4 separate regions of the Homo sapiens genome follow, and all the other regions are linked to region 1. The links are chromatin contacts, found by Hi-C or POLR2A ChIA-PET in ENCODE. All regions are on one chromosome and are shown on one strand. The core of a region is the stretch at or near the end of the contact, and the rest is flanking DNA. Distances in the headings are between cores, read along the strand shown.

The links. A loop is a pair of places that touch in the nucleus more often than their neighbours do. ChIA-PET counts read pairs that join two places held with the same protein, here RNA polymerase II (POLR2A). Pooled maps may share reads with other maps.
Region 2: a loop to region 1 is called in a pooled map, with 9 times the contacts of the local background. The contact joins the promoter of NEURL4 here to the promoter of KDM6B in region 1. A Hi-C loop is called at or near these places in 6 of 37 single-sample maps with no recorded cell type and 10 of 50 pooled maps. POLR2A ChIA-PET finds 5 or more read pairs at or near these places in 4 of 52 experiments (GM12878, MCF 10A, OCI-LY7 and 1 more).
Region 3: a loop to region 1 is called in a map with no recorded cell type, with 5 times the contacts of the local background. The contact joins the promoter of RANGRF here to the promoter of KDM6B in region 1. A Hi-C loop is called at or near these places in 4 of 37 single-sample maps with no recorded cell type and 10 of 50 pooled maps. POLR2A ChIA-PET finds 5 or more read pairs at or near these places in 4 of 52 experiments (GM12878, HEK293, K562 and 1 more).
Region 4: a loop to region 1 is called in a pooled map, with 3 times the contacts of the local background. The contact joins the promoter of AURKB here to the promoter of KDM6B in region 1. A Hi-C loop is called at or near these places in 4 of 168 maps with a recorded cell type or tissue (A673, CD8-positive, alpha-beta T cell, ascending aorta and 1 more), 7 of 37 single-sample maps with no recorded cell type and 15 of 50 pooled maps. POLR2A ChIA-PET finds 5 or more read pairs at or near these places in 7 of 52 experiments (CD4-positive, alpha-beta T cell, CD4-positive, alpha-beta memory T cell, HCT116 and 4 more).

Annotation. Positions count from the first base shown.
Region 1 is chr17:7,832,819-7,838,783 of GRCh38, reverse strand. It overlaps KDM6B (lysine demethylase 6B), which reads right to left and starts at 4,567. Exons shown (of 24, transcript NM_001348716.2): 1 at 4,434-4,567. It overlaps DNAH2 (dynein axonemal heavy chain 2), which reads right to left. Exons shown (of 86, transcript NM_020877.5): 84 at 5,856-5,930; 85 at 5,563-5,713; 86 at 5,042-5,405. The coding sequence ends at 5,251. It overlaps LOC124904106 (translation initiation factor IF-2), which reads left to right. Exons shown (of 4, transcript XM_047437265.1): 4 at 2,140-3,376. The coding sequence ends at 3,167. RefSeq lists silencers at 996-1,145, 2,686-2,745, 2,766-3,185, 4,436-4,595 and enhancers at 2,016-2,065, 3,734-4,233, 4,864-5,475.
Region 2 is chr17:7,324,591-7,332,530 of GRCh38, reverse strand. NEURL4 (neuralized E3 ubiquitin protein ligase 4) reads left to right here and starts at 3,196. Exons shown (of 29, transcript NM_032442.3): 1 at 3,196-3,500; 2 at 4,647-5,091; 3 at 5,301-5,366; 4 at 5,522-5,820; 5 at 5,983-6,094; 6 at 6,188-6,276; 7 at 6,818-6,890; 8 at 7,058-7,322; 9 at 7,551-7,732. The coding sequence starts at 3,219. RefSeq lists enhancers at 1,762-1,911, 2,792-2,841, 2,872-3,051, 2,987-3,281, 3,264-3,923 and a silencer at 3,252-3,491.
Region 3 is chr17:8,283,672-8,291,611 of GRCh38, reverse strand. It overlaps RANGRF (RAN guanine nucleotide release factor), which reads right to left and starts at 2,942. Exons shown (of 5, transcript NM_016492.5): 1 at 2,747-2,942; 2 at 2,540-2,656; 3 at 2,198-2,354; 4 at 2,024-2,109; 5 at 1,525-1,799. The coding sequence starts at 2,823. The coding sequence ends at 1,676. It overlaps SLC25A35 (solute carrier family 25 member 35), which reads left to right. Exons shown (of 5, transcript NM_001320870.2): 3 at 127-279; 4 at 636-770; 5 at 934-1,551. The coding sequence ends at 1,107. RefSeq lists enhancers at 2,220-2,289, 2,570-2,689, 3,050-3,279, 6,311-6,811, 6,812-7,312 and a silencer at 2,440-2,489.
Region 4 is chr17:8,207,979-8,215,918 of GRCh38, reverse strand. AURKB (aurora kinase B) reads left to right here and starts at 5,344. Exons shown (of 9, transcript NM_004217.4): 1 at 5,344-5,389; 2 at 5,670-5,742. The coding sequence starts at 5,695. RefSeq lists enhancers at 5,842-5,891, 5,453-6,112.

The DNA of each region.
Region 1 (5,965 bases), core at 3,318-5,817:
CTCCAGGACAGGGAGGCTCATAACCTGGGAGCAGAGAGTGTGTATCTATAGTCTGTGGCATCTGTGTTCTGCGGTTGTGCTGGGGGGAGGGACTAGGAAAGGGCTAGTCGAGAGCAGAGTGGGCAGACTTTAGGACAGACCAAGAGGAGGAGTGAGGGGGAAGCCTAGGGGGTCAGAGGGTGTGTGAGGGGTGTCTGGACAACAGAGTGGGGGAGGGGCTAACAGCCATTTAAAGGGCCAGCCCCAGAGCTTTAATCCCTCACCAGCCCTGGCCCCAAGCCGGAGGCTGTAATTCATCTGTCCAACAGCTGGGGTGTGTGTGTTTGTGTGTGTGTGGGGGGGGGGGCTTCCTCCCCCTTCTATTCCCTCCCTCCTCCTCCCCGTCCCTGAGTCCCGGAGTCAAACAAAGAACTGTAGCAGGCTCTCCCCAACCCCCTCCCTCCTCCTCCTCCTCCTCCTCCACCTCCTCCTCCCCTCCCTCCCTCCCCACCAGCAGGCTCCCTCCTCCTCCCTTCCGGTCTCTTCCTTTAACTACCCGCCCCCCCAGCCCCCAGCACTAGTCTCTCTCCACCCACCCACCCCAACCTTTTACACACCCCTCAGCCTAGCCCTGTCCCCACTAGAGAAACTGTGGAGTCCCTCTGCAAAACGAAAGGCTCCAGAGATCAACACGGGAGGGGGCTGGGGTCTTGCTTCAAAATCAAGAACCATAATACAATTATTTTATTTTCAAGGCCCACGGAATAGTCTTAGCTATTTCTTGTCCAAGAGAAAAAAAAATAATCCTAAAGAAAGCAATACAAATCTGCCTAAAGCCTTCATCAAATAAAATGCACAAAGCAGTTGAAGCTAATCCCCAGCCCCCTAACCCCAATCTCCAAATTAACACAAACTATCCACTACCCCTTAACAAACTCCTACGGTTACCGCTGGTTTGGAGCAGACCCACAGCAATAATAATAAACTAGTAACTAACACCATTTAATAATAAAAGTATTTCATAACAACAAGCACTCATTCTGTGTTCATTCTGTGCCAGGCACTGTGCTAAGTGATTTGCATAAATTATCTCATTTTTTTCCTCCCAGCGGCCTTCAAGGTAGGTGTTGATATTTAAATGTTCAAGATTAACATACGAGGCTCAGAGAGGTTCTGACCTCTCCAAGTCCTAGTAGCCACTAAGTGACAGAGCTAGAATTAGAATCCAGGTCTGATCTGACAGCCCAAGCTCTAAGGTACATAAAAGCACAAACCGATTCATTCCAATACCATCACCAACCCTGGGACTTAATAGAGAAGAACAACCATAGCAATCAACTGAGTCCCCCTCCACCAAGTGAGAGGCTACAAACCGATTCACCCGCATACACACAATAAAGACCCTGACTTTTCAGCCTAATACTGTTTCTTGACCCTTTTCCTTTCATTGTTTGCAGATGGGGGTGTGCCATTATGGGGATTTCAGGGATAAGCTGGTGTGTAGTGAACCCCCCCCCATACTACACACAACTCTTCCGTCTTTCAACCACTCCCACTTCAAATCAATCTGGGGAAGGGGGCAATAGGACACTTGGCCATGCAGCAGGTGGGAAAGTAAAATGACGGCTAGGTAGCTTTTTCTATGGGGGCGGAGCCTTGGAGGGGAAGCTCTTCTGTGCCAATCTAGGGAAAAGTGACCCAAGGCTCCCTCAGCCCAGCAAAGGGGCAAAGTCTTTCAGCCACACCACACCCGTGCCCCTCCCCCTCACAAAACTCCAGGCCGGGGTTTCCCACCTGCAGGATGCTAAGACCACGGGAAGGGAGAGGGGAAAGAGATGGCACGGGACTGGAACTGGACTCGGGGCAGAGGTGGGAGGGAATAGAAGGGGGAGGAAGCCTCATTGCCTGGCAACCATCCCGGGGCACGTGCACTAGTGACATCATCCCAGGCCACCTCTAACACAGACCTTTGACCCCTACGGGGCGGAGTGGGTGTGCTGGCTAAGCTTCCTGGAAACACTGGAAACACCCTTAGGAATTCTGGGAACCCAAAAAGGAGACATAAGAAGAAACCCAGGCGTCCTTATCTCTTTTACCCCTAATACGACTCCAATCCCAGGGACTCAGGCCTCTTGCCTGTCTCCTCCTCTCCGCCTGCAGCCCTGACCTCCCAACCCACATTTCTGACGGGAGTCGGCCCGACACGCCCCTCGGAGATACTGTGCCTTCTCTCTCCTGGGCGAGATCTCGGTGGGGGCCGGCAGGCGGGGACGGGGGCACCGGGTCCCGCGGGGCTCCGTCTTCCATCTGCAGGATCCCCCGTGCCCCAGCCGGCCGCCAGCCGGAATCTGTCTGGGTCCCCAACTCTCCCGCCCCTCCCCGCGCTGTTCCAGGGCGGAGTCTGTGGAGTTGAAACCAGGACACGGCGAGAGGAAGAGTTATATAACCGGGAGAAGCGAAGAAGGACGAGTGGAGACAGGGACAGACAGCCCGAAAGGAGCCGAGGGAGGTGCAAAGAACGCCGGGGCGAACGAGGAGGAAACGTTAGGAATGGGAAGGGTTTTGGTGCACATCAAAGAGCAGGAATTCACGCGAAGAAGGGGCGTGATGGCCCAGAAGAATCACCTGGGCCGTCCGGGGCTTCCCCGCAGTGCCCTCCTCCGCCACCAACAGCAGCTGGGCCCGGGCGGGAGAAGCCTTGGGAAGGGGCGCTGGTACCCGCTCGCTTTCTCTTGGGAAAGCAACTTAAGCCAGAGCCCGGGAAGGCAGCGGCCGAGCAGATGGGGCCGGAAACCACAGCTCCGCCCAGCCCACCTGGGAGTGTGGGGCGCCAGCTGGGGGGAGGTGGGGAACAGGTAGTCGGCCCTCCCGAGCCAGGCTGGGCATTATGGTCGCGACCGGCGAAACGGTGCAGACCGACCGAGACGTGTGGGTCCCCAGGGGCTGAAGAGCGCAGCCTCAGGCGGCTTTACACAGACTCCACGAGGGGAGGGGGGCGCCCGGCTCGCCGCGCAGGCGCAAGGGGGTGCTCGGGCGCGTGCGGCGCAGGGCGGGGGGTGGGCGCGAGCGTGTGGGAGTGCACGTGCGGGTCCCAGGCAGCTGCTGCCTCCCAGCCTCCGCCGCTGCCCCTCCCCTCTCCCTTTCCTGTCGCTATCATCCCCCTTCCCCATTGGCTGCCAGGGCCCTGACGTCAGGGCCGACCGCTGGAGCGGATTGGGCGGACGGGAGAGTTCGGGAATCCGGCTCCCAAGTCTCGCCCTCCAGTTACTCTGGCAACAGGACAAGCAACCCAGGGGAGGGAAGGGGAGCCGAGGTCAACGCTGCGCCTCGGTCCCTAACCCCCTCCGGACAACCACCGAGTCCCCTTCGGTCGCGGCGCAGCTCGCTACCTCCCCGCCTTCCTCCCAGGGCTCTTCCTGTCCCGGGAACCAGGCGTCCTGCCCTCGGCCTTCCCCACAGTCTTCAGGCCCTCCGCTGTCTCTAACCCCCACCAGTGTCACAACATAAGCTGCAGCAAACAGGAAGCGAATCTACGTCGCTTAGCAACCACCCCGCGTGCCCCCCTCCCCACTATTTACCCCAGCCGGGAGAGGCGGAGATTGAGTCCCCAGCCCCCTCCCCGTCTTCTGCGCTGCGACCTCCTGCCCACAATTTCCTGTGAGGGGGCCCAGATCACAGGAAGTCAAGTGGGGGCCTCAGCCTACCTTTCCCTCGGACCGGGGCGGGGGGCTTCAGCTACTTTCACGGTCACATCCCCCACCTGCCCTGGGTGCGTCTCGCCCTCGCCATCTTGTGGCTACGTTGGGAAGGCTCCGCACCGAGAAGCCGTGCGGGGCGCGCTAGGGTTCGGGAACGGCGGAGTGGGAGAAGGACTAGGGATGAGGAGGCTAGCGGGGCGAGACGGAGTGAAAGGGAGGCGCAGGGGGGTGGTGGGAAGAAGGCGAAGGCTACCGCTGGGAAGCTCTCGGGGCCGCTGGTGGGAAGGTCAGGCTGAGGCTTCTACACCTCACCCGTGCAGAGAACTGGAGGGAGACTTAAAGTAGTCCTGGGACCGGGACACACCCAAGTCTGACCACATCTGACCTTACTGGGCCATGGCATTGACCTGTCTGCAAACTCTGCCCTTTAGTCCTGCCCTTCAGTAAGGACCGCCGCGCCCCGCCCCGCCCCGCCCTGGAGTCGGGAAGGGGAATCCCAGCCCAAGGGGAACGGGGAGTCCTTTCAGGCCCCTCTGGACATTTGGAACCTGAGACATCTGCCTCCCAGTTCTTCCTCCTTCCCCGCCGTTCTCTCTTCTAGGGGACCCATGACCTCCGCCCCAGTCTTCTTCCCAGTGCCCTTCCCAAGACCCAAACGTCCATCCCCAGCTCTACCCCTCCAGAGACTCAGGCGTCCTGCCCTGCTGCAAGGAGAGGGTTTCCCTCTTTACAGACGTCCTCGCGGCTCCCCGTTACCTGGTTCTGGGGGGGGTCCCAGGTGTTCAGGCTCCCCAAGGTATCCCAGGGGGTCGAGCGGCCCCCCCTTCTCCCAGGCCGGGGCTGGGGGGGCCGCTCCGCCCAGTGGCGCAGTTGGATTTTCCAACACAAACACCCGCACCCCCGCTCCCCAGCCCCGCCCCCTTGTGGTCCCGCCCCTCCTCGCGCTCTAGTCCCCCTCTCCGGCTCCGCCCCGTCTTCTGCCGGTCCCGCTCGCCTCAGGGCGGGTGCCGGCTAGGATGCCGGGTGCGGGGTGCGGGCTTCAGGGTGCGGGCCTCAGGGTGCAGTGTACGGGGTTCAGCCCTGATCCCTGCCTGACAAATCCCTACTCATTTGGATCACGCGCCCTTCTAAGGTAAGCCCCGCCCCACCCACTGAAGTCCTGCCCGGAGACTTAAGCCACAGCCTCTTCAGGCGGCTCCGCCCTGCCCATTCGTTCAGGGCCACGCCTCCGTTCCGCTCCAGGCCGCCCCACCTCCCTCGCTTCTTTCCCCGTCCAGTAGCAGCTCCGCAGTAGCTCTGTCCTCCGTGAGGCCTGGGCTTCCTCCCTCCCCAGACCCTCACCATTGCATTGAGAGACTTAAGGCTTGTTGTCGCGGGTGTTTTACAGCACTGAGCTCCAATACAACTCTTTCACTTTTATGGCTAACACAACTAGGTATCTCCAGGGCCACATCACACAAATTCGGCCAAGGTCAAAGTCTGAGTGAGGTCCGGCCTCAGTCCTAGGTGCAACATCTGTCTTAGCTCCTGGAGTCCCTGACCCTCTCTCTCAAGCGGAGAAGAGGAGGAGGTCTCAGCTGTCCAGGCTCATGAGTAGAGCAGTGCCCCTCTTGATCCAATGATCAGGTGTCATGGCCCCAGACCGCAGGTCAATGCCGATGACAAAGGAGGCTCGGTCTGAGCTGCCTGCCCGGTTGGGATAGTAATAGCAGGGGCAGGAGTACATGCCTGGGGGAAAGGAGAGGAGAAGTCAGACCCCTGGAGCCTCCGGGAGAGCAGGGCAGGAGCAGGGCAGGAGCGGGTGTGGGATGGGCTGGAGCAGAGAATGGGTTAAGTTCCAAACTAGGGACGGGGCAGGCAGGTCCTGCCTGGGGAGCTGTCCCACCCTTGGCGCTCTTCTTGCGGCTCTCTGCAGGCCGGAAGTGGATCGTGGGCATGAGGCAGACAAGCTGCATGGGCTCTGCCTCCACCAAGCAGGAGTTCTTCCGGTCCCAGCCAGCACCTTCCAGGTACAGGCCCCGGACCCAGACACCATCCTGGGGAGAAATGGGAGCAGGTCTGGGAGAAGCTAGACTTCAATTGCCAGCGCCCCTGACCTGCTCCCTCTCTCCTCCCTTTTCGTCCAATTATTTCCAGTACCCTCTTTTGCTCAGAGCCCCAAGCACAACTGGCTCCCACCTTGGGGGGATACACTAGGTTGCTGTCATCCACAGTGGAAACGATAAACTCCCAGGAGAGGCTGTCCACTGAAACCTGGGGGTTGAAGGTGAGAATAAGAGAGGACCCTG
Region 2 (7,940 bases), core at 1,947-4,446, 500 kb after region 1:
CTGTCAGCACAGTCCTGGCGGAACCTGGGGCAGATACTGTCCATCATGGCAATCCTGAAGGGGCAGGAGACTAGTTGGGGGCATCAAGAGAAGAAAATAGCAATGGGGACAGGTGGTAAACGAGGCCAAATTGGCGGACCCCTGCCCCCATCCAGGCCTGATGGAAATTGTAGCACCTCCCACTGCAGGTGTCAGAAAGCAGACCCGCTGCAGACCTGAATTCAGGGCTGAGGGAAGGAAGAGGCCCCATAACCCGGCTGATCTCTGGCAGGACTCTTACCTCTCTGCCAGCACTCCAGGATTCACTGAGCAGGAGGAGCCGGCAGAGAGGTCCTCAAAACTGTCCTGCAGCCTGCAGAGGAGGGGGAAGCAGTGCCGGGAGGTGGGTGTCAGGCAGTATCCAGTCCCTGAGGCGCTCTGCCTCCTCCACCTGTCCCCTCCTTTAAATAGAGAAGAATCTCTGGACTGAAGGGTTGGGGCTGAGGGCTCAGCACCTGTGGTAGGGAGTGTTGGGCTCATCCACCATCATAAATCCATAGTCCTTGTCAGCAGGGCGGTAGGTGGCCAGGATATTCATCTCGTCCCAGTGCTGAGACTTCCTTCTGGGGCTGGGGGAGGAGACCTTCTAATGACCCCCCCATAGGCCTCCCTCATTTTCCCAGTCATTCAAAACAGGTTTTTTTTGTTTTTGTTTTTGTTTTTTGCTTTTGTTTTTGTTTTGAGATGGAATCTTGGCTCTGTTGACCAAGCTGGAGTGCAGTGGCACGATCACAGCTCACGGCAACCTCTGCCTCCCGGGTTCAAGTGATTCTCCTGCCTCAGCCTCCTGAGTAGCTGGGATTACAGGCGTGCGCCACCACACCTGGCTAATTTTTGTATTTTTAGTAGAGATGGGGTTTCACCATGTTGGTCAGGCTGGTCTTGAACTCCTGACCTCGTGATCTGCCTGCCTCGCACTCCCAAAGTGCTGGGATTACAGGCATGAGCTACCCTGCGTGGCATTCAAAACAGTTTTTGTTGTTGTTTGTTTGTTTTTTGAGATGGAGTCTTGCTCTGTTTTCCAGACTGGAGTGCAATGGTGTGATCTCAGCTCATTGCAACCTCTGCCTCCCCGGTTCAAGCCATTCTCCTGCCTTAGCCTCCCAAGTAGCTGGGATTACAGGTGCCTGCCACCACACCCGGCTTATTTTTGTATTTTTAGTAGGGACAGGGTTTCACCATGTTGGCCGGGCTGGTCTCGAACTCCTGACCTCAGGTGATCTGCCCACCTCGGCCTCCCAAAGTGCTAGGATTACAGGCATGAGTCACCACTCCGACTCAAAACAGGTTTCTTATACCTTGTTGAGGCTGGGGATGGGGTCAGACTTAATGATAATCACAGTCCTGTGCAGCCACGGTTTATGGGGCACCTGCTCTTCTCCCGAAAGCCTGGAACCTCGGACTTCCCACTCAATTGCCCTCACCTACTCTAACTCTTCATTCTTAAGGCTCTGCCCCTTTCCTTCTGGCTCCCACCCTCAGGTGTCCTGAACCCTCCCGACTCTGGGCTGGCTGCCCGCAGAGCTGGGCTCCTTACTTCTCCACATTGGGGGATTTCTGCATCAAGTTGGAGCTGTTCTTTCGTAGGATGCTCCGGGGCCGGTCCTGTTGGGAGTTTTGGGGGTTCAAGCAAGTTGGCCCAGAGTGCGGACTGCACCCGGGGCTGTTTACCTCTTGCCCTGCAGGTCCCCCAGGCCCGGGGCTGGAAGCCCTGGATACACTGGTTCGAGGCCCGGGGATGTTGAATCCACCAGGGTTCCTGCCAGACCCAAGGCTGTGGTTCGCAGCCTCCCTTGGGTGCTGACTGGGCCCGGAACCAAGGACCACTATCCCCCCGGAGGGACAGCTTGAACCAGTACTATGAGTTACGGAGCCCCCTGAGTGCACGTGGGGCCCAGAACCGTGAAACAAGACTACTCTGGAGGGCTGCCCAGCGCCTGCCTCGACTCCTGTGACCGCTGCGGGCACTCCTCTGGCTGCCCCTCCAGGGGAATCCCGGTTGAGGCCGCCAGCAGCCCCTAGGGACTCCACCTTCTCCATGGCCCCACTGGGGGGCTGCTCTCAGCGATCCTGACCCGCCTCCCGGCTCCACGTAGCCCCGCCCCTGGCCCCGCCCCCACCGCTGCCGGCCGGGGATGCTCGGGCTCAGTCCCGGGTCCACTTCTCCCCTGCTCCAGAGCTGCGGCGGGCGGAATCAAGACTATATAGAGACTCGGGCTGGGGGTCCCTCCGCTCGCCCCTTTCCTTTGTGTCCCACCCAAAGATTTTCTTTGTCTGGGCAATTTGTTCCCGCCCTTCTCCATCACCACCCTCATCCAAACCAGCCAATCCCAGTCAGGGGGCCAGGCCAGGAGCTTCGACTGTGACCTCACGGTCCTCCAGCCTGAGCTTGAGCTTCGGGGAGTTGGGCAGGGGGCTTGTTAATAGCTCTAAGGGAGATCTTTTGGGGTCATCAACGCTGTCGCTTGAAACGGCCTGTCGGGACTTCTTTAGACTCTTTGTGGTCTTAACATGGAATAGTTTGGTTGAGTTGGAGTTGAAGCTGGGCTTGACTTGAACTATCAGCGAGCTTCCCCCACCCCCGCCAGTCGGCTAGCTCAGCCAATCAGAAGAGGTGTGAGGCAAAGTGGAAGGACTGCCGCACTGTTGCAAGACACTTCGTCCTCAGTCGGGTGGCGGGAAGAGACTTTCACTACCGCTTCTCTGGGTCCTCCAGACTCGGCTCACGCTGCTTTGGAGCCTGCATCCCGAGGGGAGACACCCCCTCTTGCCGTAAAGCGAGTGCTTCAAGGTGTCACCGCCCCCTAGCGAGGGCGGGGTCGTCGGTGCCGCTGTCGCAAAGCAGAAAGTGTTTGGGCTCCAGCACCCCACCGTCGTAAAGATGCCTGCGGTGGGCGTGTCTTTCTCCCACTGTCGCAAAAGCTCCCTGCCCAGGTCTTCGTCCCCCTCGGAGCCGCTCCGTCACCTCGCTATGCCGTAAAGCGAGGCTCCCGACCCCGTGTCCTTCTGTTCTCATCGTGGTCGTCCCCAGCTCCTAGCGCGGGCTGCTTCATTGCCCGGCAGTGCCGTAAAGCATACCTGGCCTCAGCCCCCCGGTCGTATCCCTCGGACTGTCTGCCCGACGCGGTTGCCACGGTGCCGCCAAGCGCGGCTGTCGCGCTGCCCCGGTGTCAGCGGAGATGGCGGCAGGGTCGGGTGGGAGTGGGGGCTCTGGGGGAGGCCCTGGACCGGGGCCGGGCGGGGGTGGGGGCCCCAGCGGGAGCGGCTCAGGACCGGGGTCCAACGGGGGTCTGGGCAGCGGCGGGGAACTGCACCCGCGCACTGGGCGCTTGGTGAGCCTGTCGGCCTGTGGGCGTACGGCGCGGCGGCAGCAGCCGGGCCAGGAGTTTAACCACGGGCTGGTGTTGAGCCGAGAACCCTTGCGCGATGGACGCGTCTTCACCGTCCGCATCGACCGCAAGGTGCAGCGCTGGTACCGCGGAACAGAGATGTGGAGGGTGGTGGGAGGCGTCTAGAGGGAGACGGGGTAGGACAGCCAGGGTAGCCCACATTGCCGGGCACCGAGAGGGAACAGAAAGACCATAGAGCACCAGGGGGCGGTCAGGAAGACAGCATGAAGCAGAAACATTGAGTTTGAAGATGACATTAAGAGCTTGAGTTTTCTCAAGATCCAGAACCAGGGAAGGGACACGAGGGCTAACCCACTAGAATGGCTGGGAACAGACCTCCTGGTACAATTTCTTGGGCATGGAGGATGGAGAGATGTCAGAGATGTGATGGCAAGTGAAGAAAGATGCCAAGGAACGAACAAACGTAATCCCAGCACTTTGGGAGTCCGAGGCGGGCGGATCACTAGAGTCAGGGGTTTGAGACCAGCCTGGTGAACGTGGTGAAACCCCGTCTTTACTAAAAATACAAAAATTGGCCAGGCATGGTGGCGTGCGCCTGTAATCCCAGCTACTCTGGAGGCTGAGGCAGGAGAATGGCTTGAACCCGGGAGGCAGAGGTTGCAGTGAGCTGAGATCATGCCATTGCACTCCAGCCTGGGCAATAGAGTGAGTGAGACTCCGTCTCAAAAAAACAGAACAAACCATTGAAGGACAGAGGCTGTGCCAGAAAGATAGGTGAGGAGAAAGATCCAGGGTGAGGGAGGTGTGTGTGATTCAGTGAAGAGGCCAGGCTCACAGAAAAAGAACTTGGAAGGAGATTGAATCTGGGTAGAGCCTGATCTTTGGAGAGAATTAGGCCAGGGGAAAGGAATGAATGATACACAAGAGCAAGAGGTGTGGGTATAGGAAGTAGGAGAATTTGGATGGTTGGAGAGCCATAGAGACAAGGAAAGTTAGAGGAGGCAGGAGGTTGGAACCAAGGAATTTGTGCTTGGCTTGGAAAGGAGTGGTTTAGTAAACACTGAGTAGAGAGCAGAGTTGCTAAAGGAAAGCCCAAATAATTACCAAGACGGAGTCCAGAAAATCACTGTCTGCATCTCTGGATTAGTGTTCCAAGAGACAGAAAGCCAGCTAGCTGTCTGAGAGGTGGGAAGATATGGTGGCCTGTGGAATGGGGGGTGGCCCATTCTAAGCCTCTGTCCAATACCCCTATCCCAGGTCAACTCCTGGAGCGGCTCCATTGAGATTGGGGTGACAGCGCTGGACCCCAGTGTGCTGGACTTTCCAAGCAGTGCCACGGGCCTGAAGGGGGGCTCGTGGGTAGTGTCGGGCTGCTCTGTGCTGAGAGATGGACGCTCTGTGTTGGAGGAGTATGGTCAGGACCTGGACCAGCTTGGTGAAGGGGACCGCGTGGGCGTGGAGCGCACAGTTGCTGGGGAGCTTCGGCTCTGGGTGAATGGGCGGGATTGCGGTGTGGCTGCCACAGGCCTGCCCCCTCGTGTCTGGGCCGTCGTGGACCTTTATGGCAAGTGCACCCAGATCACCGTGCTACCCCCTGAGCCAGGCTTCAGCCCCCCTACTCCCATCCCCACACCTCCCCTCGAGCCCTTGGCCCCCACTGAAGACTCTGCCTTGGCTGAACAGGGGACCTCTGCAGATGAAGGTGAGAACACAGCTAGGGCAGTGGTGGTGGGGTGGGGACGGAATGGGGGAAATAGAGTGACAAGACAGGCTGGGTGTGGGCAGGGCCACCCTGATCCCCAAGTCTGTTGAATGGGAGAGCAGGAGCTAGAGGATGGGGGGTTCTCCTGGCTATGGGCCGTGAAGCAGGGACTGAACCCTTATTCCCCTCCCATCCCACCTGGTCCCCAGCCTTCATGGTGTCCCCAGCGCAGGCCCGGCCGGAGACGTTTCCTAACAGCCTTGAGTCGCATAATGGTGAGGGCTTTGGGGAGGCCCTGGGAAGGGGAGTGGGAAGTGAGGTGGACAAGGGAGGGCCCTCAGGAGAAGGGGTAGGGAGAGAGGCACCAGGTCTGGGGGTGTAGAGCCTCATCCCAACTTCCGAGCTTCCTTCTTCCATCCTGCTGCTATAGACTTTGCCAACATGGAGCTGTCTGAGGTGGTGAGCAACACCATCCTGTCTGCCTACAATGGAGGGCTCCTGAATGTGAACCTGAGCTCCCCACCGGCAGGGGAAGGCCTGGGATCTAGCGGTGCTGCCACCTCGCCCATTCTCACTTCCAACGATGCCCTGCTCTTTCATGAAAAGTGCGGGACCCTCATCAAACTCAGCAACAATAATAAGACGGCTGAGCGCCGGCGGCCCCTGGATGAATTCAACAATGGGGTTGTCATGACCAATCGCCCCCTTCGGGACAATGAGATGTTTGAGGTGTGCAAAGTCCTGTGGTCTGGTTGGCGCCTTATCCCTGGGAGCTAAAGATGGGGATTGACCCTTGGTGCTAGGAGGGTGGGCCCTGGGGAAGAACCAAGGGCTGAAGGTCCCTTTCTGCATTTACATTCCCTGCTTCTCCCTTCTGTCCCTCAATGCCAGATCCGTATCGACAAGCTTGTTGATAAGTGGTCAGGCTCCATTGAGATTGGGGTCACCACCCACAACCCCAACAGTTTGGAGTACCCAGCCACCATGACCAACCTCCAGTCAGGTACCAGCCCCGGGCAGGGGCGGGGGTGCAGGCCTGGTGTTGCTGAGGGGAAGGAAGCCCCGTACCCGAACCCAAGTGTCCACTATCACCCAGGCACCATCATGATGAGCGGCTGTGGAATCCTGACCAATGGCAAGGGCACCCGCCGGGAGTACTGCGAATTCAGTCTGGATGAGTTGCAGGTGAGGGTGGGGCACAGATCCCTGGGCCGCTTTCAGCAGAGCCACAGGTACTCTGTGTCCCTGCCAGGGCACCAAGCAGGGTCTCCTATGTGACCTAGAGGCAGTCCCTGTATCTTCCACCTAAAGGTTCCTTCCTAGAAGCCTGAGTTGCCCAAGAGTTCAGCACTCAGATTTTGGAGTCAGATGGTTGAATTCCTCTTACTGTTTTCCCATTTGTAGTAGCGAACCGGGGCAAGAAGCTTATCCTCTTTGATTGCTCCCCCACCTCCTGCAATCTCTAAAATGAGCCTACGAGTAGTACTTATTCCATAGGCTGAGACTTGTAGAAGCTAATGTCTGTGAGGTGGTTTAACTCAGTGCCTGACTCACGTGGAGCATTGACGAAATGTGGAAATTGTCATGTCTGGAAAACAAGGACCCAGGACCTGTCCTCCAGGGTGGTCTGAGACTCTCACGAATACCTTCTGGAGTTGTTCCTGTGTGGAGTGGGGTGCTGAGCAGGCCTCAGGACTCCTCTAAACTGTTTGTCTTCTTTGATTAGGAGGGTGACCACATTGGCCTCACAAGGAAGTCCAACTCTGCCCTACACTTCTTCATTAATGGTATCGATCAGGGTAAGGGCCGCCCAGAGAGAGCCTCTGGGCCGGGGCTTTCGGTGGGGCTGGGACTGGGGGCTGTACCTCATCCTCCTGCTTCTCTTTGGTGCTTGGCCTCCCTGTGTTTGACTTTCTCCCCTCATTCTCCCTGTCCACTCCCACACCCCCGTACCTTCCTGCCACAGGAGTGGCAACCCCCTTGACGCCCCCAGTGGTGTATGGTGTGGTGGACTTGTACGGGATGGCAGTGAAGGTGACCATCGTCCACAATAACAACCACAGTGACCGTCTCCGCCGAAACAACGCCATCCTGCGGGCGCTGTCCCCCGAGGGTGCTCTCCGCCGTGCTGCCCCTGCCGCCCAGGCAGAACCTGAGCGCCTGCTCTTCCACCCCAACTGTGGGCAGAAGGCAGCCATCACCCACGAGGGACGCACTGCCCTGAGGCCCCAGTATGGCCCATGGGGTGGGGAGAAGCCTGAAGAAGGGATTCTAATGGGGGGGGGGGGGCGGGGCAAGGAAGTGGAAGGCAGAGGGAGCCTGGCGGGGGCAGCTTCCTGGAGGTTGAGCTTTAGTTCTTTGGCTTGGGGCAGTGAGTGTTGGCAGGCATTGCTGGGCTAAGCCTTGGCACATTGAGAGCGTGTGTTGGGGATCTGACTCTCCACTTGCTGTGCCCTCAGTGCCACCGATGACTTCAATCACGGCGTGGTGCTGAGCAGCAGAGCCCTGCGGGATGGAGAGGTGTTCCAGGTGCGCATCGACAAGATGGTGGACAAATGGGCTGGCTCCATTGAAATTGGTGTCACCACCCACAACCCTGCCTACCTCCAGTTGCCCTCCACCATGACCAACTTGCGCTCTGGTGAGCTCCCAGGAAGGGCAGGGACAGGATAGGGTTTTGGGGGGAAGCTATCCCCAAAGCCCTGGCACTTGTTCTGCAGCTCCTTTTTCACTTGTCACTCTTGTGACCACTCATTCAGTGGCTAGAGAGTGTCCCGTGGGCAGGGCTGTGGCTGTCTTGGAAGCTGCAGAGTTTTCTTGTCCTGCTCAGGGAAGAAATCTAGTCATCA
Region 3 (7,940 bases), core at 1,693-4,192, 450 kb before region 1:
TAAGCCCACATTGAACTGGTTGTCTGGACAAGAGATTCCTATTAAGGACCCATCCTTGGCAGTGTTAGGATGGCAGCCCCTGATGCTGGGCTGTCTGAACCCCACCCCCGGTCTTCCCCACACTAGGGCATGTTTCAGGCGCTAACCGAGATTGGCCAGAAACATGGTCTGGTGGGGTTATGGCGTGGGGCTCTGGGCGGCCTGCCCCGAGTTATCGTCGGTTCCTCCACCCAGCTGTGCACCTTCTCATCCACCAAGGACCTCCTGAGCCAGTGGGAGGTACTGCCTGGGAAATGGGTGGGTCTGTTTCGGGAAGGGGGGAAGGGGAGGGCAAGCTGCACTAGGCCCTGGAGGGGATGGTGCCCAACATTCACAGGTGAGGGAGTGGCAGGAGGGCTTGGAGGTCAACTCTTTAGACCCTTCCCACAGTTCTCTTGTCACTTCCTCCCAGAAGGGGTACCTGAGCCTTCAGGGTACCCTGGCCTTCCTCCTTCTCACTGTTTTTGCACTGTTATAACTGGTGCAGTGGAAGCTCCCCCAGTTACCAGCATCTGTGTCCCCAGGGCAGGGACTGTCCTGTCCTTGGGGTGTAATAGTTGGCTGGTTGACAACGCTCTTCCTCTCTACCCCCTTAGATCTTTCCTCCCCAGAGCTGGAAGTTGGCGCTGGTGGCTGCCATGATGAGTGGCATTGCAGTTGTCTTGGCCATGGCACCCTTTGATGTGGCCTGCACAAGGCTCTACAACCAGCCCACAGATGCACAGGGCAAGGTAAGGAAGTGCTCTGGGATGCAGGCGGGAAGCAGGGGATGGGGAAGGCAGATTGCGGGTGCAGGTGGGATAGCCTGAAATGCAGCCTGTAGAGGTGCTGCCCCTGGTGGGCTCTGACAAACTCCTTCTCTGTGCTCTCCCTCCCTCTCTGACACACTCTCAGGGCCTCATGTACCGGGGGATACTGGACGCTCTGCTGCAGACAGCTCGGACCGAGGGCATTTTTGGCATGTACAAGGGTATAGGTGCCTCCTACTTCCGCCTCGGCCCCCACACCATCCTCTCCCTCTTCTTCTGGGACCAGCTGCGCTCCCTCTACTACACAGACACTAAATAACAGCCGCTTTCCCAGTCTCCACCAAATGAGCACTCCTTGGCCACTTGTGCCTCCACCACTATGTCCTGGTGACTACTGATTAGGTGACCTTTCATCCATCCATGGGGGACAGCCAACCCCACTCCCCATCTGTTCTCAGGGTTGAATCACTACAAGAGATGAGTTTCCCTTCTTTCCTTGGGTGTTGCTTTAAACCTTCCCTACCCATTCCCTGGGTAACTCACACCCCTCTCTCAGGGCTGAACGAGTCATCCCAAAGTGTATTTCCTCCCACTCACCACTGCCACCCTTGAGTCCCTCCTGCTCCCATGCACAGTTTTAAACTCCTCCCTCCAAAACCAAAGGGAATCGAGAGACCCAATTCCCAGGCGTCTGGGACCCAGGTGTCCTGTTAGATTCAAAGGCACAGAGATTATATTGATTATAAAGCAAGTTTATTCTGAAGAGGGATTGTCTTATGTTTACGCACAGGGAAGAAATAAGAGGAAACCCTCTTTTCAACCTCTTTTCCCCCTCACAGAACCGAGTCCCCAAGTTCTCAGCAACATCATGCAGTGCTTCAGCGCCTTTACTGGGGACCAAAGATGTTAGGATCGTGAAGGGTCAGACTGGTCACCAGCTGTTCAAAGTCACCCAGGCTCCAGGGTGCAGGTGACAGATTTTCGGGGCCAAGAGATGACCTGTTGTCAGGGCTTGGGGTGGGGGAACAGATGGAGACAGAACATCATCCAGGCCTGAGGTTTGGAAATTGCCAATTCCTGTTCCCCAGAGGACCTGGGTATCAGTTACCCCAAACCTCTGGCCCACTCCTGCTTCCTTGGAGGATCCCACCAGTGAGTCTCCCTGTTCTGTCCCTCCCAGCCCGATTCTCCTGGGAACCCAGTCATGAGATACCCGCCCGTTCCTTCCTCCTTACGGGGGCTGATTGAAGGTAAGCAAGAGATCAGTCTGGTACTGGGGCAGCCTCAGCAAGGCCTGATGAAGTGTCACGTCCTTTGCTACCTAAGGGGATCAGAGTCAGGATGCTTACCTGGATCTCTGCGTCCCCGCTACCGCCCTTCCAGGACATTACACACTCTCGGGCCCTCACCTGCTGGTTTTCCTTAGCTATCTGCTGCTTGCCAGAGAGGACCCAGGCTTCTTGACAGCGGCCCCTCAGGGCCAGGTTCTCCAAACTGAGAGGCTGAACAGACTCCACATGGACAGCCCTAGCCCCCTGCACGCCACCAACATCCTCAAAGTGGTACCTGGAGTAGGGAAGCGGGGTCAGGAAGGGACATCTCTGGTCGCCTCCCCGGGAGCATCTTTAAGTTGCAGGCCTGGCTCCCGGCCCGTGCGTGGTCTCACCGCCCGGATTAACCGTCGGCCGCGGGCCCCGCCCACTGGTCCGACCCCGCCCCTGCCATTGGCCAGCCGGGGGCCATTCCCTCACCGCGCAGCCGCTTCGCCCCGTACGTGGGCCTGCAGCTCGAGAAGTTCCACTATCAGGCTCTGGTCCGTCACGGGATGGCAGAAAACTTCTTGATTGTCCGGGACCGGTCGGAGGTCGCTGGAGTGAGGCGAGGCAGACCCTGGTTGACCCCGGTCTCTTCCCACAACCCACCCAGTCAGCCGCCCCTGGGCGCCCCGGCCTTCTCACCTTACGTCAATGGCCCCCATGGGGAGGATGGCGGAAAAGGCGCCCCCGAACAGCGGGCAGTCTCTCGTGGGCTCCATGGGTCTGAGGCTGGGTTATGGGCATTAGAAAGGTTTAAAAGAAGTCCACATTGGGTCACGTGGCATCGGCTCCCTGGGTTTCGCAGCTGCCACCGCCACCCGGGTCTGGCTTAGCTCCCGGATCCTTTAAGATTTGGCTCCGCCCTGCGCTCTCGTTGGCCAATCGGCGCCAAGACCCTGGGGGCGGGGGTCAGCGGCTTTGCTCCGGAAGCCGCGCTCTTAGGAGTGCGCCTGGCGGGACGGTGGGGTCTGCCTTGGGGTTGGACTTAGGGTTAGGGTCTATGTCGCCCCCGGTGGTCACGAGCATGCTCCCGCCAGCCTCCTCTTGATTGATTGATTGATTGATTGATTGACAGGTCTCGCTGTGTCGCCCAGGCTGTAATGCAGTGGCGCGATCACCGCTCACTGCAGTCTCCACCTCCAGGACTCAAGTGATACTCCTGCCTCAGCCTCTTGAGTGGCTCCTGCTCCCGCCACCACGCCCGGCTAAATTTTTAATTACTTGTAGAAATGGGGCGGGGTGGGGAGTGTCTCCCAATCTTGCCCAGGCTGGCCTCAAACTCCTGGACTCAAGCGATCCTCCCGCCTCGGCTCCCTAAGTGCTGGAATTACAGGCGAGAGCCACAGCGCCTGGCCTCCTCGTCCTTTTCAAGTGGTCACACCTTCCAAGAAGGTCGCCTGAGACCCTCCTGAGGGGCAGGTGCTCGTCAAAGGGGCCCACGTCTAGGTAGGGTCTCTTGAGTCAGGAAAGCATAGTTTCACGGTGTTCTGGGCCTCTGAAAGAAGAATGGGCTGCCACCCAGACCGCTAATTCATAGATCTGCTGCTGGGAATTAGGGGAACAATGCGTCCAGGTTAGGATTCAGGTCTCACATCTTCCTGAAAGTGAGAGCCAACCTGGGTATTAGAAATCTAATTCCTCTCAAATATTTGCCTTGGGAATGCTCCCGGGCAGGTGCAACCCCACCCCCAGCTCCACACACCTGGACAGAAGCACAGATTAAACCCTCTTTTGTTTGTCTTTTACAGATTTGTTGTGTTCTTTAAGTTTTAACTTCACTATATCATTTCAGTTCATTTCTCTATTCATCTTTGATCCTCAGCACCCGGCACGGTGTTTAGAGCATAACAGACCTGATATATATTGGGTTTTTTTGTTTTGTTTTGTTTTTGAGATGGAGTTTCACTCTTGTTGCCCAGGCTGGAGTGCAATGGCATGATCTTGGCTCACTGCAACCTCCGCCTCCTGGGTTCAAGCTGTTCTCCTGCCCCAACCTCCCAAGTAGCTGGATTACAGGCATGCACCACCACACCCAGCTAATTTTGTATTTTTAGTAGAGATGGAGTTTCTCCATGTTGGTCAGGTGAGTCTCGAACTTCCGACCTCAGATGATCCGCCTGCCTTGGCCTCCCAAAGTGCTGGGATTATTACAGGCGTGAGCCAGCGTGCCCAGCCCAGACCTAATATATATTGTTAAGTGATTGAATAAACTCAATGCAAATGTCTGGAACCCAGGAGATCACCCATACCCTCATGGATTCTAGATGTCACCTACTTCCCAGCCAAGAATTGGGCAAGAGGACTCTGATCTTGAGGCCATTCCACAGGGTTCCAAGTGCTGACCATACCTCTGGACCCTAATGACTTAGTGAAATGAAGCCAAAGGGTACATATTTATTGGTCTCTTACCTTGCCAGGCCCTAATGTGAAGGGCTGGAGATACAAAGACATTTAGGACACAGCCCCCGATGCCTCACTGAAGGAACAGTGGAGCACACTTTGAGTCTTTTTTTGTTTTTTTTTTTGAGAGGCGGTCTCACTGTTGCCAAGACTAGACTGTAGTGGTGCAGTCGTAGCTCACTGCAGCCTCAACCTTGTGGGCTCAAGCCATCCTCCTGCCTCAGCCTCCTGAGTAGCTGGGACTACAGGCATGCACCACCATGCTCCGGTAATTTTTGTGTGTGTGTGTGTGTTTTATTTTAGGGATGGAGTCTCACTGTGTTGCCCAGGCTGGTCTCGGACTTCTGGTCTCAAGTGATCCTCCTGCCTTGGCCTCCCAAAGTGATGGGATTATAGGCATGCGCCACCATGCCTGGCCCATACTTTGAGTCTTAAAGTTTGACTCAGAATTCAGTAGGACATCCTAGGGGTATTCTAGCTGGGGGAACATCAGGAGCAAAAACTTGGAGATGAGAGGGCATATTTTGGAGAAAGCAAGTGTATCTGTTTGGCAAGGGAGGGTAGGATGGGAATGGGTGGCAGGGAGCTGCAAACACAGTCAGGTGTGCAGGGTTTTTGTAGCGCACACTAAGGAGCTTGACTCCTCATTTCTTACTATAGCCATCAGACTCCTCTCTGAGTCTCATTTCCTCATCTCTAAAATGCTGTTGGGGGGCCAGGCGCCGTGGCTCACACCTGTAATCCCAGCACTTTGGGAGGCCCAGGTGGGTGGATCACCTGAGATCAGGAGTTCTAGACCAGCCTGGCCAACATGGTCAAACCCTGTCTCTACTAAACATACAAAAAAAAAAAAAAACAAAGGAAGAAATCAGATATGGATGTAGTTGAGTCTGACCTATTTCTGGGTAAAGAGAGTAGAATAAGTTTGCTGTATGAGGAATTTGACAGAGCGGGGGCGTTACAGGCTCTAGAGGGAAAGAAGGACCCCAGCCATGGGAAACAAAAGGAGCCAGGTCAGAGGAGTCCACCCCATGATGCTTCTCTGGGATAATGAGTGACAGACCTCTCTGTCCCTCTCTCCTCCTTGCTGCCAGCCTGCTCTCCAGCTCCATTCCCCACCAGGGGCAATACTGGCTCTGGCTGCTTTGGGAGCAGTCAAGCAGGTAGAGTCCTTGGAAAGGGACCTACAGGGACATAGAAGTTAACAGGGTGCCTGCACCAGGCATAAGGGGGTGTGGAGGCCTGTTACATGGGCCCAGAGGAGGTCACGCCAGGTCAGGAAGGCTGAGAAAAAAGCCCCCCCAACTTCCTCATTTTGGGTGTCTGGCCTGTCTCATGTTCTCCCATGAGCCCTACGCAGCTGGGGACCCCTGGCCCTCCACAATTCTGTGGGCTCTTGGGGGCTGCTCAGCCAGACCTCCTCTGAATGAATGGGGTGGAAGGCCACCCTCACTTGGCAAATCCCCACGCTTGGCTCCACTTCCCCTTCTCCCTTCACCTTTTTTTTTGTGTGCCTGTCAATTCTGCTGGCCCTGCCACCTGTCGACTCCCTCAAGTGTTCAAATTCCAACTTCCCAAGGGACAGGATCCAACTGGGTCGATTAGTTGTTATTCAATCTGAAAGTACCTATTTGGCCGGCTCTCCTGCCTGGCCACTCCTCAGGCCACCACCCAAACACAAGGGAGATCTCTGGTCCAGCTGGCTGTGGCTAGGATGATAAGTATCAGGGGACAAATCTCAGTAGAGAGAAGGCCAGCAGCCACTTTTCTCAGGCGAATGTGAGGGTATGGCTCGCTGTCAGCCCACTGGTTGCAAGTAGGCCTGCAACTGATTGATTCTCTACACCTGGGACATTCCCTTATCCAATGCCCTGCATGCAGTTGATGCAGTTGTTTGCTATGGGGACAAGAGTCCCAGAGACTCTCCCCTTTAGGGCACCAAGAGATGGACTCAGATCAGAGAGACAACACCACACCCAAAGTCAAGCATTCCTTTGAGTTAGGACAATGAATATTTCTATTAAGCAGGGGTTTTCGTCCTTTTTTCTACTGTGGACTGCTTTGGCAGTTTTGTGAAGCCCATGATCCCCTATTCGGTGTAATGTTATTATTTTTATTTTTTCTGTGTTTTTGAGACAGGGTCTTATTCTGTCACCCAGGCTGGAGTGCAGTGGCATGATAACAGCTCACTGCAGCCTCAACCTCCTGGGCTTAAGCCATCCTCCCACCTTGGACTCTCAAAGAGATTACAGGCATGGGCCAGGTGCGGTGGCTCACGCCTGTAATCCTAGCACTTTGAGAGGCCTAGGTGGGCAGATTGCTTGAGCTCAGGAGTTTGAGACCAGCCTGGAAAACAAAGTGAGACTCTGTCTCTATTACCAAAAAAAAAAAAAAAAATTAGCCAGGCATGGTGGCATATGCCTGTAGTGCCAGCTACTTGGGAGGCCAAGGTGGGAGGATGACTTGAGCCTGGGAGGCAGAGGTTGTAATGAGCCAAGATCACGCCATTGCACTCCAGCCTGGTCAACAGAGCCAGACTGTTTCTCAAAAAATAAAAAAGAAAATTAAACCCAGATATTTGATAGAGTACAAGTCTACTTCTTTGTTATCATATTAACTAGATCTAGCAGCAGTCTCTAATAAATGTAATAAAAAACTAGCAATGCATACAAATTATGGTTCAAGATATCCACAGCCATTCTAAAGTAAGCATATCTGTAACTGCTATTGAGATGAAACCACAGATACTGCTAATACTACTGTGGTTTGTTACCTAAATTCACAGTGAAAGGAAATGCTAAATTTCAGTTAAAAGGTTACTGAAAACATGGCTGTACGCAGTGGCTCACCCCTGTGATCCTAACACCGTAGGAGGCCCAGGAGGGAGGACTGCTTGAGCCCAGAAGTTCGAGACTAGGCTGCGCAACATGGCAGAACACCAACTCTACCAAAAAAATACAAAAATTAGCTGGGCATAGTGACTCGCACCTCCCAGCTACTGGGGAGGCTGAGGCGGGAGGATTGCTTCAGCCTGGGAGCTTGAGGCTGCAGTGAGTCGACATCATGCCACTGCACTCCAGCCTGTGTGACAGAGGGAGACCCTGTCTCAAAAAAAAAAAAAAAAAAAAGAGCCAGGAGTGGTGGTACACACCTGTAGTATCAGCTACTTGGGAGGCTGAGGTGGGAGGATGGCTTGAGCCGGGAGGTTGAGGCTGCGGTGAGCCGAGATGCCACTGCACTCTAGCCTGGGTGACAGAGGGAGACCCTGTCTCAAAATATCATAGCCTGGGCGACAAGAGCTAAACTCCGTCTCAAAAAAAAAAAAAGGAAAAAGAAAGATGAAATTTTTATCCAAGCTCATTGACTAAAGACTAAGAAACCCAGCTATGAAGTATTTTGTGTATTTAGCCCTGTACTAGGCTTTAGGAGAGGGTCT
Region 4 (7,940 bases), core at 4,095-6,594, 380 kb before region 1:
TTTTTTGTAGAGACGGGATTTCGCCATGTTGCCCAGGCTGGTCTGGAACTTCTGGGCTCAAGGGATCTGCCCACCTTAGCCTTCCAAAGTGCTGGGACTACAGCCATGAGCTGCTGTGCTCAGCTTAGCCTCTTTTGTTTATACTGTTTTCATGGTTTCCATGAAATAAAATATCAGTACTTCATTCCTCTTAGGACTAAGTAAGTTTCTATTTTATGGATATATGACATTTTGTTTATTCATTCACCAGTTGATGGACATTTGGGCTGCTTCCAACTTTTGGCTGTTGTGAATAACGCTGCTTCTGAATATTTATGATACTTCCTTTCAATTCTTTTTTTTTTCTTTTTTTTTTTTTTTTGAGATGAGTCTTGCTCTGTCACCCAGGCTGGAATGCAGTGGCATGATCTCAGCTCACTGCAACCTCCACCTTCCAGGTTCAAGAGATTTTCCTCCCTCAGCCTCTGGAGTAGCTGGGATTATAGGCACCCACCACCACACCTGACTAATTTTTGTATTTTTAGTAGAGATGGGGTTTCACTATGTTGGCCAGGCTGGTCTCGAACTCCTGACCTCATGATCCACCCGCCTCGGCCTCCCAAAGTGCTGCGATTACAGGCGTGAGCCACCGTGCCTGGTCCACACCTTCTTTTTAGGGATTATTTGTCATTAATATTTAATCCTGCAAACAGTTCCATGACTCTATACACCTTCTAAAAAATTAGAACATTAAAGGCAAAACTTAAGTCCCCTTTGATGACCAACCATCTCTGCCTGCTCCCTCCTCTCCACAGAAGAGACAATGGCAATGCAAATACATGAGGTATATTTCACTACGTTGATGTGCCGGCAGTTAAAGGTAAATTGATAGATTAAAGAAGCAAATTGGTGTAACCAAGTCCAAACTTGTTCTGAGGCTGCAATGAGCTATGATTGTGCAGCAAGAGTGCTTGCCTCGGACAAAAGAGACCTTCTCTTAAAAAAAAAAAAAAAAAAAGGCCAGGTGCAGTGGCTCATGCCTGTAATCCCAGCACTTTGGGAGGCCGAGGTGGATGGATCACAAGGACAGGAGTTCGAGACAAGCCTGGCCAATGTGGTGAAACCCCATGTCTACTAAAAATAAAAAAATTAGCTGGGAGTGGTGGTGGGTGCCTGTAGTCGCAGCTACTCGGGAGGCTGAGGCAGGAGAATGGCGTGAACCCGGGAGGCGGAGGTTGCAGTGAGCCGAGATCACACCACTGCACTCCAGCCTGGGCGATAGAGCGAGTCTCTGTCTCAAAAAACAAACAAACAAACTGTGTGTGTGTGTGTATATATATATATATATATATATATATCTTATCTTACCTCTTTCCTGTCTGTCCTGAAGCTGGCCATAAATAAATTCTCTGAACAATCTTGTTCAATTATAGGTCATAAGACCCCCATTTCAGAAGGTGGAAGGAATACTGCACAGAGAAGCCGGGAAGAATCTAGACAGGCCTTGCTGGGCTTCCCCACTCAGCCTATTAGTACTAGATCATACCCTCTTCGTCCAATCACATTTCTACACAGTCGTCATGCTTCAATCACACCTATTTAATGAAGTCTCCATAAAAGACCCAAGAGGATGGGGTAGAGAGAGCTTCCTGAGAGCTGAACCCGTGGAGCATCCTGAAGGGCGGCACACCTCAGAAGGGCATGGAAGTTCCATGCCCTTCCCACCTCCTTGCCCCGTGCATCTCTTCATCTGTATCCTTGGTCATATCCTTTATAAGGCCGGGCACGGTGGCTCACGCCTGCAATCCCAGCACTTTGGGAGGCCAAGACGGGTGGATCACGAGGTCAGGAGTTCGAGACCAGCCTGGCCAACGTAATGAAACCCCGTCTCTACTAAAAATACAAAAATCAGCTGGGCGTGGTGGCGAGTTCTCCTGCTGAGGCAGGAGAATCACTTGAATCCGGGAGGCAGAGGTTGCAGTGAGCCGAGATTGCACCATTGCACTCCAGCCTGGGTGGCAGAGAGACTCCATCTCAAAAAAAAAAAAAATCCTTTATAATAAACCAGTAAACATTTTTTCCTGAGTTCTGTCAGCCACTCTAGCAAATTCATTGAACATAAAGAGGGAATCGTAGGAACCCTAGCTTACACCCAGTTAGTCATGAGTACAGGTAAAAACAACCTGAGGCTTGCAGTTGGCATCCAAAGTGAGGGGCAGTCTTGTGGGACTGAGCCCTCAACCTATGGGATCTGATGCTCTCTCTGGGTAGATAGTGTCAGAATCTAATCGGAAGACACCCAGCTGATGTCTGCTGCAGAACAGATTGCTTGATTGCAGAACTGATTGCTTGGTGGTGCAGTAAAATCTCCACACATGTGGTCGCAGAAGTCTCCTGTGTTGATTGCTGTGGTGTGAGGGCAGAGGAAAAATTGGGTCTTTTTTTGTTTTTGTTTTTTTTAGACAGACTCTTGCTGTGTTGCTCAGGCTGGAGTGCAGTGGCGTGATCTCGGCTCACTGCAACACTCCCAGGTTCAAGCAATTCTTGTGCCTCACTCAGCCTCCTGAGTAGCTGGGACTATAGGCACCCGCCACCGCAACTGGCTAATTTTTTTTTTTTTTTCGAGACGGAGTCTAGCTCTGTCACCCAGGCTAGAGTGCAGTGATGCGATCTCAGCTCCCTGCAACCTCCGCCTCCCAGGTTCAAGCGATTCTCTTTCCTCAGCCTCCCAAGTAGTTGGGATTACAGGCGCCTGCCACCACATCCAGCTAATTTTTGTATTTTTAGTAGAGACGGGTTTCACTGTGTTGGCCAGGCTGGTCTCGAACTCCTGACCTCGTGATCCACCCACTTCAGCCTGCCAAAGTGCTGGGATTACAAGCATGAGCCACCGCGCCTGGCCAGAACTGGCTAATTTTTTGTATTTTAGTAGTAACGGGGTTTCACCATGTTGCCCAGGGTGGTCTTGAACTCCTGAGCTCAGGCAATCCACCCTCCTTGGGCTCCTGAAGTGCTAGGATTACAGACATGAGCCACTGCGCCCTGCCCATTTTTTGTTTTTATTGAGACAGGGTGTCACTCTAATGTCGGGGCTGGAGTGCAGTGGTGCAATCATGGCTCACCACAGCCTTGACCTCCGGCCTCTGCTGATCCTCCTGCCTCAGCCTATCAAGTAGCTTGGACTAGAGGCACACACTACCATACTGGCTAATTTTTTTTTTTTTTATTTGTAGAGACGGGGTTTCACAGGTTGCCCAGGCTGATCTTAAACTCCTGGGCTCAAGTGATACAGCCGCCTTAGCCTCCCAAAGTGCTGGGATTACAGGCGTGAGCCGCCAAGCCTAGCCATGGTTTGTTTTTTCTACACAATATGCTTAAACAGCAAATAGCATTTAGAATGCATTCAGAAAGGATATTAGCTGAATAATAATCTTCTCTATTGTTCATGTAAGAAAAGTGCTAACGTAGGCATGTAGAGGCTCAACAATGTCATCAAGTCCTGAAGTTCTTTCCAGGCCTCTCTTCTGCCTTCTGCAATGTTAGGCTTCAATGTCAAGCTGCTTCCTTCAGTAGCACTAGAAGCAGCAATGAGGGCTGCATGCTTCCCTGCTCACTTCCAGAAATCTCTTCCTCCATACCTTGCCCTATACATCTTTTCATCTATATCATTTGTAATACACTTTATGATAAACCAGTAAACGTTAAGTGTTTCCTTGAGCTGCCCAGCATTCTGAGCAAGAAACTGATTCCCACTAGCTGGCCCACTTAAATCACAGGCTTATGCCTGATCCAATAACCATAATCTGGAATAAAAGGTATTGATTAGTATAAGTTAATTGGGGCTCATTTCTGGACCTGCAATGAAGTCAGTTTCCTTCTCAAATCCTCAAAACTCTAAGTGCTTTCAGAAGTGGGAATAAAGCTGGGCGCAGTGGCTCACGCCTGTAATCCAAGCACTTTGGGAGACCAAGGCGGGCGGATCACCTGAGGCCAGCCTGAGCAATGTGATGAAACCCCGTCTCTACTAAAAATACAAAAATTAGCCGGGCGTGGTCACATGCACCTATAATCCTAGGTACTCGGGAGGCTGAGACAGGAGAATCAGTTGCACCCTGGAGGAGGAGGTTGTGGTGAGCTGAGATTGTGCCATTGCACTCCAGCCTGGGCAACACAGCGAATCTTCATCTCAAAAAAAAAAAAAAAAGTGAGATTTAAATAGGTCTTCATCAACCTAGGGATTTGGGGTTGTCAGCAACAGAAACTACTACAGAAACCGACTGCATAGACTGGAGAGACAGGTGGTCCCCTAAAGGAAAAATAGAGTGTTAGAAGAAAGGAGAAGAGTGCTGGACAGTACATACTTAATAAATATCCACTGGTTATTTCATAGAAGGCCCAAAAATGTATTTATTTAACCCAGTAATGAAATCTGAGGGTTAGGAAGAGCAGAAAAGAAGGAAGTGTGGCAGGAAGGAGGAAAAATGAAAGTGGGCCCAAACAACACGGCAGCTAACAGAGATCTTGCAACGAAAGGTCTATTGGTGGAAAAACTCCTCCCAGGAATGTCAGAACTTTTAAGAACGACATAGTAATGACACAAGAATAAACACACAGGCAAATGAGCAAACAACGGAATACAAAGTCTAGAAATAGACACAAGTAAATATGCTAACATTATATATCAAGGGCAGCATTTAAATTCTGTTGGGGCAGTTTGTTTAACAAATGGTGTTGACATAACTGGCGCTCCATCGGGCAGAGAAGTTAGACCCCAGCTCATACATGCATAAGGATAAACTCCAGTTACATTAAAGATTTAATTTTTTTTATAAAAAGAAGAAGGCCGGGCACGGTGGCTCACGCCTGTAATCCCAGCATTTTGGGAAGCCGAGGCGGGTGGATCACCTGAGGACAGGAGTTCGAGACCAGATTGGCCAACACAGCGAAAACCCGTCTCTAATAAAAATACAAAAATTAGCCAGGCGTGGTGGCGGGCGCTTGTAATCCCAGCTACTCGGGTGGCTGAGGCACGAGAATCGCTTGAACCCGGGAGGCAGAGGTTGCAGCAAGCCCAGATAGCACCATTATACTCCAGCCTGAGCGACAGAGAGAGACCTGTCTCAAAAAAGGAAAAAAAAAAAGAAAAGAAAAAGCAAGATAATTCACTGGGGGAATTTGGGGAAACTTTCCTAAACTGGAAGCCAAGCGTGAGCCCTTCTCATTCCGCCTCTTCCATTGGGTTCCCATGACTTACGTCACAGGACATCGAGCCAATGGGAACTAGGCATGGGCGACGAGCTTGCCCAATGGGGCCGGGGCGGGAGATTTGAAAAGTCCTTGGCCAGGGCGCGGCGTGGCAGATTCAGTTGTTTGCGGGCGGCCGGGAGAGTAGCAGTGCCTTGGACCCCAGGTGAGCTGGCCTCCTGTCGCAGGCCTTGCGCCGGGAGTGGGCAGATGATCAGGTAGATCAGAGGGTCCGTTGGGCTGGCCTGCGCGCACGCCGCAGGGCTGGAAGGAGGTAGGGACGATAGCAGGGCGGGGGCGGTGAGACCAGCGCCCAGATTGGGGCTAGTGTGCTGACCTGCTCCCTTTTACCAGCTCGGGCTAGCGCTTCCGGCTCGATCGGTCCAACCCCTCCCTCTCTCTCTCTTTTTCTCTGCTTCTCACGGCTGTTTCCCTTCTCCGCCCAGCTCTCCTCCCCCTTTCTCTCTAAGGATGGCCCAGAAGGAGAACTCCTACCCCTGGCCCTACGGCCGACAGACGGTAAGGCCCTTCCCTCCGTCCCTGCGCCCCCATGACCCCGCATGGCGAGTTCCTGCTGGGAAACTTGAGATCCTGCAATGAGCAATCCTTTAAGCACTTTCTTCCCCGTTATGCTCCAAAGTACGGGTCCCAAGTTTGACGACAGAACCCGCTCTGGTCATTTGTAGCCACATCCTGTCAGGTGCTGCCAACGTGAATCTGACCAGCCAGTGACTCCCAGCTGGTGAGGACCTCTGCAGGGCTCGTCACATACAAATGATATCTGGGACTGAGCAGGCAGGGCCTGGCCTTCAGGCCATGATTCCCAATCCATATCCTGAAAAAAAAAAAACTAGACAGCAAATAGAAATAGACTCTAAAAGGATATAAAGTTACAGTTTAAAAGGCCCAGGGCAAGTCTAAATTACAATTTGGAATTAATGACTAAATTGAGGTAAGAATCTAAATGGATCTAAATTGACTTATTTCCCAATGGTCCAGACAGATTTCATTGAAGGGCCTCCTCTCTGATTTGAAATGCCACCTTTATTATATATATAAATTCCCACATATATGTGGGTCTATTTCTGGACTGTATTTTATTCAACTTGCTTATTTGTAGATTGGTACCAATATCACTATTTGGGGCCTAGGGGCTTTCTTCTCTTGGCTGCAGAAGAAGGAAGGGGCCCTGCACAGGCTTTGCTCCCTGTTTTTGGAGCTCTTGCTTCCTGGAGAGTCTGTCTGTTCCCTTGTACATCAGCTCCCTCCCTCATGGAGCACTGAGTGAGGCTGTCAGGAATGGAGTCTGAATGAGAAACCATTGTCACTTTTACCTTAGTCACTCCTAAAAGAAAATGTACCTATTATTTTGAGAGTTGAAAGTGAGGCCAGGTAGGTGGCTCACGCCTGTAATCCCAGCACTGGGAGGCTGAGGCAGGTGGATCACCTGAGGTCAGGAGTTCGAGACCAGCCTGGCCAACATGGTAAAACCCCGTCTCTACTAAAAATACAAAAATTAGCCAGGCATGTGCCTGTAATCCCACCTACTCAGGAGGCCGAGGCAGGAGAATTGCCTGAACCTGGGAGGTGGAGGTTGCAGTGAGCCGAGATGGCACCATTGCACTCCAGCCTGGGTAATAGAGCGAGACTCCATCTCAAAAAAAAAAAAAAATGAAGAAGTTGAAAGTGAGAAGTGGTCCAGGGCCATCAGGGTAGCTCTTAGTGTCCTTAAAGCCTGTTCTTGCAAAAGTGTAAATCCTGGTTATTGCTATAACATTCAAGGCCTCAAGCATCTTATCTAAGCCTTAATAAACTAAGCTTTTTAGGAGACTTTGAGAATACCTCTGTGCTAAACCCCTTGAATTGTGGGTGTTCATTGACGCAGCTCTCTACTGTGGTGTAAGTGAGGGGCTGGATGAATGACTGTGTTGTTATGGACAGGACTTATACAGGTTGAACAGCTTCATGCCTGAAAAGTGTGGGCCAGGGCCAAAGAAGTGAAATGTTAGGTGTTGGTGTGAGTCCTTTGCCCCTTATCTTAGGCCTACTTAGGTTATTTATTTTTTATTTATTTATTTATTTATTTATTTATTTATTTATTTTTTGAGACGGAGCCTCACTGTGTTGCCCAGGCTGGAGTGCAATGGTGCGATCTCAGCTCACTGCAACCTCTGCCGCCCAGGTTCAAGCGATTCTCCTGCCTCAGCCTCCCGAGTAGCTGGGATTACAGGCGCCTGCCACCACACCTGGCTAATTTTTTTTTTTTTTTTTGAGATGGAGTCTAGCTCTGTTGCCCAGGCTGGAGTGCAATGGTACGATCTCGGCTCACTGCAACCTGTGCCTCCCAGGTTCAAGCGATTCTCCTGCCTCAGCCTCCTGAGTAGCTGGGATTACAGGAGCGTGCCACCACGGCCAGCTAATTTTTGTATTTTTAGTAGAGATGGGGTTTCACTGTGTTGGCCAGGCTGGTCTCAAACTCCTGACCTTGTGATCCGCCTGCCTCGGCCTTCCAAAGTGCTGGGATTACAAGCATGAGCCACCACGCCCAGCCGCACCCAGCTAATTTTTTATATTTTTAGTAGAGATGGCGTTTCACCATGTTGGCCAGGCTGGTCTTGAACTCCTGACTGCGGGAGCCACTGCGCCCAGCCCTAGGTTGTTTATTAATAACCCATTTTAATATGGGACTATGAGCAGAGGCTGGGAAGCAAAACTGT